2 separate regions of the Homo sapiens genome follow, and region 1 is linked to region 2. Evidence: chromatin contacts called from ENCODE Hi-C or POLR2A ChIA-PET data. All regions are on one chromosome and are shown on one strand. The core of a region is the stretch at or near the end of the contact, and the rest is flanking DNA. Distances in the headings are between cores, read along the strand shown. Region 1 overlaps LOC285819 (a long non-coding RNA gene). Region 2 overlaps LOC124901288 (a long non-coding RNA gene).

What was found. A loop is a pair of places that touch in the nucleus more often than their neighbours do. ChIA-PET counts read pairs that join two places held with the same protein, here RNA polymerase II (POLR2A). Pooled maps may share reads with other maps.
Region 1: a loop to region 2 is called in a map of OCI-LY7, with 5 times the contacts of the local background. The contact joins two enhancer-like sites. A Hi-C loop is called at or near these places in 4 of 168 maps with a recorded cell type or tissue (CD4-positive, alpha-beta memory T cell, OCI-LY7, mammary epithelial cell and 1 more), 4 of 37 single-sample maps with no recorded cell type and 14 of 50 pooled maps. POLR2A ChIA-PET finds 5 or more read pairs at or near these places in 16 of 52 experiments (AG04449, B cell, BJ and 12 more).

What each region holds. Positions count from the first base shown.
Region 1 is chr6:26,470,100-26,477,169 of GRCh38, forward strand. It overlaps LOC285819 (a long non-coding RNA gene), which reads right to left. Exons shown (of 4, transcript NR_038992.1): 3 at 6,053-7,070; 4 at 1,845-2,094. It also overlaps a transcript of BTN2A1 not described here. Among named protein-coding and RNA genes, the nearest start is that of BTN2A1, 16 kb to the left of the region's middle. RefSeq lists enhancers at 3,736-3,785, 6,842-7,070. Within about 2 kb of position 4,137, at least 41 of the 41 ENCODE cell types and tissues checked have a DNase peak (open chromatin) inside an H3K27ac peak, as active enhancers do; they include OCI-LY7, where a contact is called at or near this core.
Region 2 is chr6:26,337,761-26,344,612 of GRCh38, forward strand. It overlaps LOC124901288 (a long non-coding RNA gene), which reads left to right. Exons shown (of 2, transcript XR_007059522.1): 2 at 1,934-2,525. Among named protein-coding and RNA genes, the nearest start is that of TRW-CCA3-2, 9.7 kb to the left of the region's middle. RefSeq lists an enhancer at 4,750-4,889. Within about 2 kb of position 4,696, at least 2 of the 41 ENCODE cell types and tissues checked have a DNase peak (open chromatin) inside an H3K27ac peak, as active enhancers do; they include OCI-LY7, where a contact is called at or near this core.

The DNA.
Region 1 (7,070 bases), core at 2,887-5,386, 130 kb after region 2:
CACTTTAGGAAGCCGAGGTGGGTGGATCACCTGAGGTCAGGAGTTCAAGACCAGCCTGGTCAACATGGCAAAACCCCATCTCACTAAAAATACAAAAATTAGCCAGGCATGGTGGCGGGCACCTATAATCCCAGCTACTCAGGAGGCTGAGACAGGGAATCCTTGAACCCCAGTGGGGTGGAGGTTGCAGTGAGCCAAGATCGTGCTGCTTCACTCCAGCCTGGGTGAAAGAGTGAAACTCCCGTCTCAAACAAAGAGGGGGAGGGAACTTATGTCAGAGACCCCCCCCACCCCACCCCAGGAATCCTGAAACCATATTTGAGAGTTGGGATAGAGGATTCGGGAAGTAAATCAATGTGATGGTTAATTTTAGGTGTCAACTTGATTGGGTTAAGGAATACCTAGACAACTGATGGAGCATTATTTCTGGATGTGTCTCTGAGGGTGTTTCCAGGGGAGACTGGTATGTGAGTCAGTGGACTGAGTGGAAGAGATCTGCCATCAATATCTTTGGGCACCTTCCAATCAGCTGTGAGCCCAACAGAGCAAAAGGCAGAGGAAAGGTGAATTCTCTCTCTCTCTCTGTCTCTCTGGAACACTCTTCTCTTGCTCTTCAATATCACAACTCCAGGCTCTCCGGCCTTTGGTCTTTGGGACTTATACCAGTGGCCCTGAGGTTCTCAGGCCTTGGGTCTTTGGACTGAGTTACGCCATCAGCTTGGTTCTGAGGCTGTCACACTTTGACTGAGCCATGCTGCCAGAATCTCAGGGTCTCCAGCTTGCAGATGGCCCGTCATGGGATTTCTCAGGCTACATAATTGCATGAGTCAATTCCCTTAATAAATGCCCTCTCATGTCTGTATCCCCTATTGGTTCTGTCTCTCTGGAGAACCCTGACTGAAACGATCAGGCATCTAAAATGCTGGCTTAAATGATAGTGTTTTGGATTTTAGACAACTCAGTAATCCAGTTGTAAAACTGGGTTGAACAAAAAGCTTTTTAAACAGTCTGAAATTATATTACTGAAATTACAAATGACACATTATGGGAAGAATCAGGAACATATATTTAAATACCTGATTTGTTAAGGCAGAAAACAGGGTTGTTTATGTGCATGTTTTAGTCTGCCCAGACAGCTATGACAAATATACCAAGACTGAGTCGTTTATAAACAACCAAAATTTTTTTTCTTGCACTCTGGGGGCTGGGAAATGTAAGACCAAGGCACCAGCAGTTTGGTAACTGGTAAGAGCCTGCATCCTTGTTCACAGCCTTTTAAATGTGTCCTCATATGGCAAAGGAGAAAAGTAGATCTTTGGTTTTTGTCCCAAGAAACTGGAAAGATGGGCCGGGCACGGTGGCTCACGCCCGTCATCCCAGCACTTTGGGAGGCCAAGGCAGGTGGATCACTTAAGGTGAGGAGTTCGTGAACAGCCTGGCCAACATGGTAAAACCCTGTCTGTACTAAAACCCAGAAGGTGGAGGTTGCAGTGCACCACTGCACTCTAGCCTGAGTGGCAGAGTGAGACTCTCAAAAAAGAAAAGAGAGAGAAGGAAGGAAGGAAAGGAAGGAAGGAAGGAAGGAAGGAAAAGTAACTGGAAAGATGAAGTTGTTAATTTCTGAGATGGGGAAACGGAGAGACAAGGAGCAAGACGGGAGTGGTACAGAACCAAAGGTTCAGTTGTGGATACATTAAGGTTGAGGAGTCTATATTAGAGATGCACATGGAGATGCAGAGTAGTCCATTGAATAACCAAGAGTCCAGGTGAGACCTCAAGGCTGGAGATAGAGATTCCATACTCAACTTTCCTATATGTTTGAAGAGTTTCATGATACACTGTAGTGGGTAGAGGGAAGAATTGTATTTTGTTATTAATAACAGTCCTGAATATCATTGGCTTTGACAAAATGAGGACTTCTTTTCATGTCAATAAATATGGATGGTGGCCATCAAGGGCTGATCTGAGAGCTTGAAATGTCATACATGCCCCAGCTTAGTTCTGTCTTTATTTTCTTCTGTCTTAGCATGTGGCTTGCATCTTCAATGTTGCCTCATGGTCACAAAAGGGCTGCCCAGCTCCAAAGTCCATATTCTAGATAAGAGGAAGTAGAAAGTAAGGGGAGTGTAAGGGTCTACCAGCTGTTTTAGCCTCCCCTTAAATAATCTGTCTGATAAACTTCCACCCTCAAGCAATTGGCTCAAACTTAGTCCCTTGGCTTCCCCTGTCTACAAATGAGATGGACACCTTGCAATAAGAAAATGGGATTTTATTACTGAGAAAAGTAGATCTGTTATTGAACAAGCAGCCAGCCAACTCTACCACAGAGCCTAAATTCAAACTGTTGTAGTATCATTTTCTACCAGCCAAGGTTTCAGCTAAGTCCTAGGAGTTTTAATTACTTTAAGGGTCTGTTTTATAACATAAACAAATGATAGGCCTTTATATTTTATTTGTGACCCAACTAAAGTTGCAAGTGCTAGTGATACAGGATTTTTATTTGTCACTTTGCAAGCAGGGGACCTCTGGCCAGCAACACCCCACCCAAGCCTCGCTTGGCTAAACTGGCATGCCCCAGCTCACCTGTGTTATAGCTTATACCCACGTTCAGCAGTTCCTGAGCTCTTGTACCATGCCCAAGAAGAATGAGGATACACTAGACGTTGAAGGGTGAGGAGGGCTGAGAAGAATTTTATCAAGCGACTGAACAGCTCTCAGCAGAGAGGGGATGCTGGCACCCCTACCTGAAGGCAGGAAAGCTCCCCCTGTGTGGCTGGGTCCAGGCCTGTTTTATGGACTCAGAATGGGAAGTGTGTGCTGAATGGTTTGTGAGTATGCAAAAAAGGTTAAAGTGAAGACACCACTCAAAGATGGCCACAACAGTGTAAAAAAACAATTAGGAAAGTGTGGGTATATGGAAAGTAGTTGAAGGGTGGGGACCAATCAGAGGAAAGTGCACCAAACAGGAAGACAAGTTCTCAACAAGTTCTCAATTTGGGCTGAGGATTTACCTTGTAGTTTGGCTTTCAGGCTTTAAACTGTCTTCAGCTTGGAGGTGGGGTATCACTGGGGACCCATTGCTACCTGCCTAGGCATCTGACTGCCTCCTGTCTGCTATCACTAGGTCCCAAGGTTTGTAGCAAGGACCCCTTACAAAGACATCCCCCACAGTCTACCCAAAGGTTAACCTTAGAACATATTTCATTGTCAGAGTGAGAAACAAATACACATGAAAATACAGTATGGCACAAATAAGGAGCAAGAGGTGAAGAAAGCTTCAGTCACACCCAAAATAATTTTGTGAAAAATATAAAATATGCAGTTATAGACAGCACTAACTCTGGATACCAGAAAATTCTATAATTCGGTAATGGATCTGAGACCTGAATTTTGGAGGTACTAAAATAGATGCAATAGATCTAGTTTTCATTATGTTCATACTTTCATTTGGCTCTGTGGTAAAAGATGATAATATCCAAAACAAAAGATGATAATATCCTCCATGTAACAATTACATGCAAGGGGATGTCTGCAAACTGCCACAGTATCATTTTAATTAATACCTATCTTCTCTTCTTAAAATCTTTTCATTTTTCCACTCAGTTCTCCTGATATTTCTGTTATGATATAAAAGACAGCTGAATGTGAAGAAACACTGATTGTACACGTAACACACACATTAATGATTCAAATATGTAAACACAGAGAGCTGCAAACACTTTGAGAGGTAGGGCTGAAACTTTTCGTCAATGTGTACAATTCAATATCGTTTCAGTTTTCATTCTAACCGTCCCCAGTGGCTTCTGCCCAGCAACTGATGAGAAATGGTACCTCTGAGCCAATCAAAACACGAATTCCTACAAAGAGGATTCTCTTAGTGTTTCTCGGACCGAGTGTACAGCACATGCTTTCTTTTCCTTTATTCTGGATCAGAGAATCTTAACTAAAGCAGAAATAATTGTGTTAAATTAAACTAAATTTGGTATGAGATATGTATACATTTAGCCTGAGGGATGGCTCTTGAGCCCTTAAATAATGAACTGCAACCTAACTTAGTATGTAAACTAACTGAAAGCTTAAGGCATGGGAGTATACTTTTGTAACAAATAGCTGAGTCTCAGCCAATCCCAGTAGCCGAACTTCAGTCGGCGGCAGTCAACCCTGCAGCCAAGTGATCAGACTATGTTCAAATAAGGCCAACTCTGAGCTGTAACCAATTAAGCTGTTTCTGTGTGTCACTTCCCTTGTGGAATGGAGCTCACTGAACCTCTCTGATGGCTGCCCGATCGTTCTGATGGTTTGCAAATTGTTCTTTGTTCAAATTAAACCCTGCTAAATTTAATTTGTCTAAAGTTTTTATTAACAACAGAAAACTATTGATTACCTTTTTTTGTGGGCTATGATTTTCAGATAGGAATATTAAGGAGTAAGTGGGGAAAATTGCTTAGAGCCAGGGCTACAAGGCCTGGAAGAAAAGGGACTGAAAAGCTGAGAGGGGAACTGGCACAGAGAAAGGGGTGAGGATGGAGAGGGTAGAATGCAAAGAGTAAGGACCTGAAGAGGCTGAGATTTGGCTGAAGAGGGACAACCTGAATAGAGAAACCTTCCAACTGCATGTTCTTAGGAACTAATTACAGTCAGAAAGGAGCAAAGACTCCTTTTTTTTTTTTTTGTCAGAGTCTCACTGTTGCCCAGGCTGGAGTGCAGTGACACAATCTCGGCTCACTGCAGCATCCACCTTCCCAGCCAAGCAATTCTCTGGCCTCAGCCTCCGGAGTAGCTGGGAATACAGGCATACGCCACCACACCTGGCAAATTTTTTGTATTTTTAATAGAGACGGGGTTTCACCATGTTGGCCAGGCTGGCCGGCCAGGCTGGTACTGAACTCCTGACCTCAAGTGATCCACCCACCTTGGCCTCCCAAAGTGCTGTGATTACAGGCATGAGCCACTGCCCCCAGCCAGGAGACGAAAAGACTCCTAAAATATCTCCTGGTTATGTTTAGGAACATATTCCAAAAGGTTCTAAAAAGAGATGTGCCTTAAAGATTCATATGTATATTGTAAATTTTCAACTCCATATTTTCTAGATGTCCCCAACATCCCCACAACAGCCCGTCAACACCCTGCCCAGGTGACCAAGTACACCAGTGCAACAGGGCTGGTTCCTGCCTGCTTGCCCTTGCTTAACTGTGACCTAGTGACCTCCTCCCATCTTTTGATCTTTATTCCTCTAGTTCACTTCCTTTGTCACTATCTCTCCACCCACACCTACTTGCCTTAATCACCTTAACAGCAAAGGCTGAATTATTGTAAACAAAAGGAGTCTGTCTTTTTAGTGCATGGGTCCCCAAGTATGTATATATGAATATGCAATGAACCCCAGGATACTAAGCTTCACTTAAGGATTTTTTCCTACAAGGACTCAGCTGTCACATTTGGGGGCATTTTGTTTTGTTTTGTGAATGTTTAACCAAGCTAATGGAGGAACTATTGGTACAATGAACTCAAAAAATGTACAGGATCAGCAGGGCATAGTGGCTCACGCCTGTAATTTCAGCACTTTGAGAGGCTGAGTTGGGAGGATCACTTGAGCCCAAAAGTTCAAGATCAGACTGGGAAACATAGTGAGACTTCATCTCTAAAAAATTAAAATAAAATAAAATAAATACAAGGAAAAAAGAAAAATGTACTGGATTGAGGGGAAAAATTTATGATGCAAACAGAAGAGCATTTATGATTGAAGTGAGAGAAGGATAATGGGGGAGGATGGTGAAAGAACATCAATCTAAATTTATATTTAAATTTACATGAATCCAGTGCAGGCAGCATCTCAGGGGAGGGAGGAGTCTATTTTTCTGTTGATTTCCTGGGCTAAATTCCTGACTGACTCATTGCTGAAAGTAAATAACATATTATTATAGTTGAAAGATTTTTTTTTAGTGTAGTGATTTCAAACTGTGCTCATTTATATGCAACCCATGAACGCCTCCCTTCTCCTATGTCTCCTTTTGAGTTGTAGGGCCAGTTTGAAGCTTTATATATCATTTACCAAACTTAGGGTGGTGAGTGGGTGCTGATGGCAGCCTGGTTTGAAAATCTCCACTGGAGAGAAGACACAGCAGGATTCAGATGCAAATGACCAGAGCACTCCAAGTTGGAAAGAACTGCTGAGCGGGTCTGTAGAGCCCATCGCTCTCTCCTGTCTATTCATCAGCTAGGCTGAAGCTCCTGACAGACTCACACCAGTATCTTGCTGCTCCAGAAAGGTCGAAGATGGCAGTTTTCCCAAACTCCGGCTTGCCCAGATGTCTGCTCACCCTCATTCTTCTCCAGCTGCCCAAGCTGGTTTCAGATAGGTCTCTCTCTCTGGCCTGCAGAGTTAAAACATCTCAATAAATATAAAGTATAAAAAGAAGCTGGAGCCCAACCACTTCGGCACATGTTCACAGGATCTCGGGGCTGTGTCACAAGCCACTGGGCACTCATATCTGGCTGAGAATAAATCTCTTGCAATATTTTACAGAGTTTGACTCTTTTTGTTTGACAAAATAAATTCAACTCATAACTGCTGAGTTTGGGCTCTGGGCTGTGGAGTTGTCTGGAAATGGGTGCTGGGCTCCCACTGCTGCCTTTCACTCAAGGCCCCCAGATATAGCAACCATCTCTTAGTATGTAAAGATCTGATCTCAAATCATCAGGAGCTTCCAGGTTATTTCATTTTCCTTTTTTTCTCTTCTTTTCACCGATGTTTGACGTCCAGGTTATTTCTAAGGTGACAGAAAGAAGCAGAACACTTTCTTGTGCCTGATTGATCAGTTGATGTTTTGTAGGCGATAGGATTCAGATAGTAACAGTCCTCCAGTGCGTCCTTCCCACTCTCATTTTCTTCCTCCTCCTCCTCACATCTCAGCCCCAGAGGCCTATTGAAGAATTTCTATTCATTTTACAAAGAAGCTCCTGAAATTTTTATGTTAGTTTTGTCTTTTTATTTTCCTCCTTCTTCTTCTTCCTCTTTTTCTTCTTCCTCTTCTTCTTCTTCACACCACTATACAAAGGAGGAAGTTTAG
Region 2 (6,852 bases), core at 3,446-5,945:
TCATAAGAACTCCAATATAACATAGGGTTATATTTAATATGTATTTATAGAAGTGCCTAAGTTTTATAGCATAAAAATCACAGGGAACAACAAATTACAAATATTCAATTTTAAAAAGTTTTCTTTTCTTTTCTTTTTTTAGACTGAGTCTTGCTTTGTTGCCCAGGCTGGAGTGCAGTGGCACAATCTCTGCTCACTGCAGCCTCCGCCTCCTGGGTTCAAGCAATTCTCCTGCCTCAGCCTACTGAGTAGCTGGGATTACAGGCGCACACCACCTCGCCCAGATAATTTTTGTATTTTTAGTAAAGATGGGGTTTCACCATGTTGGCCAGGCTGGTCTTAAACTCCTGACCTAGTGATCCACCCACCTCAGCCTCCCAAAGTGCTGGGATTACAGGTGTGAGCCACCATGCCCAACCAAAATGTTTTCTTTTCTAAGACATAATTATCAAGTATATAAAACATTCCATATCCCAGATACAAAAACAGTAGTAATTCACTTATGAAAGAGTGGCATTTTGATAGTAGGACAGTTTGATGGTTTGATAATAGGATTTTTGTTGGTTTGTATTCAATATAAAGCACTTTAACAAAAAAGCCAGGCCATGATAAGTTAAAGGTCAATTCTTTCACTAGATTTCCTTGCTTTGAGCAAAAAACGTTTAAAAACTTTTTTTTGTAGATTTGAAAAACCAGGCCACAGGAAACATCTCAAATGTCCAACAGTCCTTAGGGTAGATCAAGGGTCAGGAAACATGCCTGCAGGCCAAATGTGGCCTGCTACCTGTTTTTGTATTGCCTACAGCTGTTTTTACATTTTTAGATTGCTGAATATAAATTAAAAGCAGAATAATCATCTGTGCCACATCAACATTATATGAAATTCCAATTTCATTGTCCATAAATAAGGTTTTATCGGGACACAGCCATGTCCATTCATCTATGGCTGCACTACAAGAGCAGTTATGAAAGACACAGGAGGACCTGCAAAGCCAAAAATGTAGCAGAAAATATACAGAAAAAAAGAGTTCAGGCCCCTGCACCACAGAAAGGTGTTTTCTTGCAGACAGAGGCAGCTGTTCCCCTCAGCATCAGACGCATCTCCAGAATTTCTTTCTTATGGGGTTAGCACAGGTATCGGTAAGCAGAAAGATTCAGAAACTTCCAACACATACTGTTGCCCAAGGCCACAGCCTGTGGGAGACTTGAACTTGGGGTGGCCCCTAGTTCCAGCTGACTCCTCTGCTTGTCAGCTTCACTCCCTCTGCTCAGGTTCCCAGCTGTGACTGGAGGCCCAGCTGGAGCTCTGTGCTTGGGCTCCACAGTCCCCATTGTATCCTTATAATAGTATGATACATTCCTTTTTTGTTTTCCTTAATTAAGTTTGAGTTGCATTGTTAGAAACCAAGTGTTAGGATATGAAAGCTCAACTCTTGTGTATGTGTATGTGTATGTTACTTTAGAAAAAACATTCTTTCCATTTTGCAGGGAGGGTAGGCCACCATGTTCTTAATCAGCAGGAAAGTAAACAGGCTCTTTTGTGGTTCTAGATGAGTGATCCATCCATCCATTCATTTATTCATTCAACAAATATTTATTGTTGGCCTAATGTGTGTGAAGCACTTTTCTAGACCCAGGGGATACTACAGTTAACAAACCAATTAAAACAAATTCCTCTGTTCGATGTTACTCTGCCTGGATATGATCCTAGGGACAATCGTAGCCATCTTGTGAGCATGAAGGGAGCTAAGCTGATGCATTGCATTAACCTTGCAAAATGTAAAGATGGAAAAAACCTGGGTCCTTAATGAGGATATATTGGAATTGTCCTCTGTGTTGGTCAGGATTAAAATGCAAACACTCAAACACACTTTAGATTGTTTAAACAGGAAAACATTTTTTACAAGAAATGTTGTAACATTTCTATGTTGAGCATTCAGATTGACTTCCAGTGCCACACTGCAGAATTGAACCACCGAGGGATCTGCTGACTCTTCTAAAATCACTACAGTGTCACTACCACAGCACTACAGCATCACTGCCACAACCAAGAAAACCACCACCATCAGAAAGCTCCTGCCTGCTGCCAGCTCCAGAACCATGCAGCACCTGCATCAACACCAGTAAAACAGATGACTTATGGCCTGCCTCTCAAGTCTTAAAAATCCATTATGGGTCACTGGAGACTCTGCTAACAACACTATACAGGAGAACCAAACAACAGTTAAAACTGCAGAAATGTAGCCTCATTTCTAGCCTCCAAATTCCATGTGACTACATCTAATTTGCTAGATATAGTTTGTTTAAGCTACATTTTTTTTTCCAAATCATGACTGCCTGAGAACCTGAGAGATGTAGTGTTTTGTTTTCCTGCCTCTACAGTACAGAAAAGATCACTAGGAGGAGAGAGAATGACTGTGGCATGCCACCTTACTAGAGCCTCTCCATGTCCTACCTGAGAACTTCTTGTTAATTGAGAAAACTCTTCTTTATTGTTTAAGCCAATAAATCAATCTGACACTCCAGGGTGTGGAATCAGTTCATGCCAGAATTTAGGCCTTCTAAGCCCAACCCTGTTCTCCCACACCTACCACCCCTCACTAACTTTGGTTTTCACACCTCTCCCTTCTCTCATGTGTGGTAGTCACAATATTCAACTAAAGAGCTCAGAGATGAGACTTTCCAGAGAAGAGGGTATCACAGCCAAGTTAAATCTATAGAGGTCTTTCTTAACAGATAACTGAAACAGAATTTCTGAGATCTGGTGAACTCAGCAAGAAACATAGGACTGACTTAGTTTCTTTCTCCATGGGTGAAGATAGGAAGACAAGTTTCTCAGAGAGTGAAGAGGGATGCTTTAAGAAAGAAACTAAGACCTTCTCCGTCTGCTGAACTATCCTTGACAATACCCTTATTTTGGGTTCCTTCTTAGTTACTCTTCCAAAGAAAATGACTTCCCCATTTCCATCCCCAAGTAACTAAAATGTCTACATTTCCTATAGAAACAATGGCATATTTCAGCAACTACCATATGCTGATCACTGTTTAGGAATGCAAAAAATATATCATTCTTGTAGAAGATGTTTATTTTCAGTCTTTAAATGAAATCTCTCTTAATAGCAGGCTCAATTCAAAATCATCTTCTAGTTTTTAAAAATTCGTAGATACGTGGACTTTTGGAACATGTTTTCTAAAAGGACCCCAACCACCTTTTTATGGATTCAGTTTTGTGTCCCCCAAAATTCATATGTTGAAATCCTAATCCTAGTACCTCAGAATGTAACCTTATTTGGATATAGCTTTGGGAGGACCTGAGGCAGAGCTGTAGGGTGTAGGGGAAGCTGTGGATGCTTCCTGGTTCCTCTGGGTGTGAATGTGGCTGACGGGTTCAGAGGCTGAGGATACCTCGCCAGGATGCTGAGGAAAGAAGCCAGGATTTTAGTGGTTCTGCACTCAGAAACCAGGGCACAAGAACGCAGAGGCAGATGCCCTAGTGGACAGACGACCAGGGAGGGCCAGCGGTTCTTCTCCATGCGTGGACACAGGAGCGGTCTTCTCTTCATGTCCAAACTGAGATACCATCTGAGGAAAAGGAGAGGCCCAAAATTAATTAATAAAGCCCTGAATTGACTAGGACGAAGACCATTATTGACTCAGGAGTAGCCTGGTTTGACTAAGATGAAGGATATGCCATTAAGCGGGAAGGGGCAGAGGATGGAAATAAAGCTCAGTTTGCATTCATATAAACGTACAGGCGCGCACCATCATGCCCGGCTAATTTTTGTGTTTTTATTGGTCAGGCTGATCTCGAACTCCTGAGCTCGCGATCAGCCCGCCTCGGCCTCCCAAAGTGTTGGGATTACAGGCGTGAGCCACCACGCCTGGCAACGCCTCTAGGAGCAAAACGTGCATTTCAGCTTTTGAGGTTCCCTGCTGTGCACAGCCCTCAGCTTGCCATCTATAGGCCGCTCCATTGACAGGGGTTGAGAGGGTGAGACTTTCTCAGGCCCACGGCACAGGCAGTGATGCATATCCGCCATGAGGGGGCGGCGAAGCCTAGAGAAAGAGAGAGACACCTGAGACGAGTTCGAAGAGGCGGGAGGAGGGAAAAAGCTGGGGCGGGAGGAAAGGGGACGGGCAGGGAGGGATGGAGAGGAAGAGAGAGAAGGAGGGATGGAGAGGAAGAGAGAGAAGGAGGGAGGGAGAGGAAGAGATGATAGAGTGAGGGAACGAGGAGGAGACGAGGAGGACTTGTGGGAGGAAAGAGAGAGCAGAGAAAAGGTGAGGAGTGGGAGGAGGGAGAGGAGAGAGGGAGGAACGGGAAGGAGGAGAAGAGTGGAGTACGAGGGAAAGAAGGAGGAATGAGAGGTGAAAGGAGCAGGGGAGGAGGGAAAGCAAGTTACTGAAGGGGAAAAACAGTTCTCTGGACAGCAGTTAGCGACAGTTGTAGAGTACTTTACATTTTACAGTGTGTCACAGATACTGGCTCATGTTTCCCTCACAGTAACAACCCAATTAAGCGGTAAGCAGTAATTGCTGTCCACGTATTATTTTCAACCTGAAATGTTATTTTTAACAAAACATACTTTATATATGACAAAATAAAGAGAAACATTGGGGCAAGTGTACAGACTAATGAACATTTACTACGTTTTAGTTTAGTGGTTTTTTGTTTTGTTTTGGTTTGGTTTTGACACAGAGTTTCACTCCTGTCACCCAGGCTGAAGTGCAATGGTGCTGTCTTGGCTCACTGTAACCTCTGCCTCCCCAGTTCAAGCGATTCTCGTGCCTCAGCCTCCTAAGTAGCTGGGATTGCAAGCATGCGTCACCATGCCTGGCTAATTTTTTATATTTTTAGTAAAGACAGGGTTTCACCATGTTGGCCAAGTTGGTCTTGAACTCCTGGCCTCAAGTGATCCAGCCACCTCGGTCCCTCAAAGTGCTGGGATTACAGGCATGAGCCACCAAGCCCGGCCTTGTTTTTTGAGACAGAGTCTCAAAAACCAAGGCTCTGTTGCCCAGGCTGGAATGCGGTGACACAATCACAGCTCACTGCAGCTCCAACCTCCCGGGCTCAAGTGGTTCCTCCCACCTCAGCCTCTATAGTAGCTGGGACTACAGGCATGAGCCACCATGTGTGAGCTACATTTCATGGTCTCTTTAAATCCATTTCTATGTTAATTCTCAGATCTCTGAATAGCATGTCACCAAAAAGCATGCTGTCTGAGCATGTCAGAGCTCAGACACAGAGGCAAAGGGACAGAGCAGCACACAAAACTTAACAGAAGTGCGTTCTCAAGGAGTCGGCTTGCTAATGGTACAGAGAGAAAATAAGTAACACGTAATGTCAGATGATGACTTAAATGTTATGGAGAAAAATTAAGCATAGGCATGGAAGTAGGATAAAGAGGGGCAGGGGACAGGGAAGTGGTTAGGGAGGGTTTTAAGCAGCCTTCTCATCTGTCAAATGGGGACAATAGCCCCTACCTGCAGGCAACACACCCTCTTTCCACCAATCATCCTTGGACTCCTCTCAGGGAGTCAGCCGGGACAGTACCCAGGGTAAGTCATCTTACCTCTCCCCTCCAGCAGGTCTCCAATAGGGAAGGAGGGATGGTTACTGTACATGTGCCCTTCACAATTTCAGATCCTTATAACTGGAAGGCTCATTCTAAATGACTAGAAAGAGATCCTGAGGGGGTCTTATTTCCAGCCCCTCCAAACAAATTTCAGATCAGAATACCATGCTAGTCTTCAACTTCTTAGCAGAAAGGGAAGTTATAAGGTCTCCCAGGGAAAAGCACAGATTTATCAGCAGCAGGTTACCTATTTGGGGTCCCTCCTAGAAGGAGAACAACGTTTGTTCCAAGACAGATGGGAGGTAATATGCCAACTATAAGCACCAGGGACCCAGAAGCAACTCTGAGAGTTCCTGGGAATGGCCTGGTTCTGCCACCTCTGGATTCCTAATTTTGGCCTCATTGCCCACCCCTCATATAAACAATCAAAAGGAAAGGACATGGGCCCTTTTAAATGGATGGTAGAATGCAACCAAGCAGTCCAAGTGGTTAAGACCCAGCTTATGAGAGCCCCAGCATCAGCCCTATCAGCTGTAAGCAAACCCTTCCATCCTTATATCCATGAGAAGAGAAGGAATATCCCTAGGGGTATTAAACACTAGCCTCTCTGCCTCGAGTCTACTTTTCTAAGCAACTGGACCTGGTTGCTAAAGGCAAGCCATCTTGCCTCTGGTCAGTGGCAGCTACAGCCCTCCTCCTGAAGGAGACAGAGAAGCTAACCTTTGGACAGCCCTTAACCATCTGGACTCCTCACCATACCCAAACTCTCATAAAAGAAAGGGAGGCAGAATGGCAATCCCCGGGCAGGACCCTCTAGTTACAGGTAATGCTTATTGATAACTCCCATATAATTTTAAAGGTGTGTAATAATTAGAACCCTACCACCCTCTTTCCATCTAAGGATGGGCATTTATTCCACAACTGTCTAGAAGTGATGGAAGAAGTATACTCCAGTAGACTAGCCCATTGAAGATGCAGAAGCCAGCCGGGCGCGGTGGCTCATACCTGTAATCCCAGCACTTTGGGAGGCTGAGGCAGGCGGATCACAAGGTCAGGAGTTCAAGACCAGCCTGGACAATATGGTGAAACCCGATCTCTACTAAAAATACAAAAAAATTCGCTGGGTGTGGTGGTGGGCACCTGTAGTCCCAGCCACTTGGGAGGCTGAGGCAGGAGAATTGCTTGAACCCGAGAGGTGGAGGTTGCAGTGAGCCAAGATCATGCCACTGCGCTCCAGCCTGGGTGACAGAGCGAGACTCCGTCTAAAAAAAAA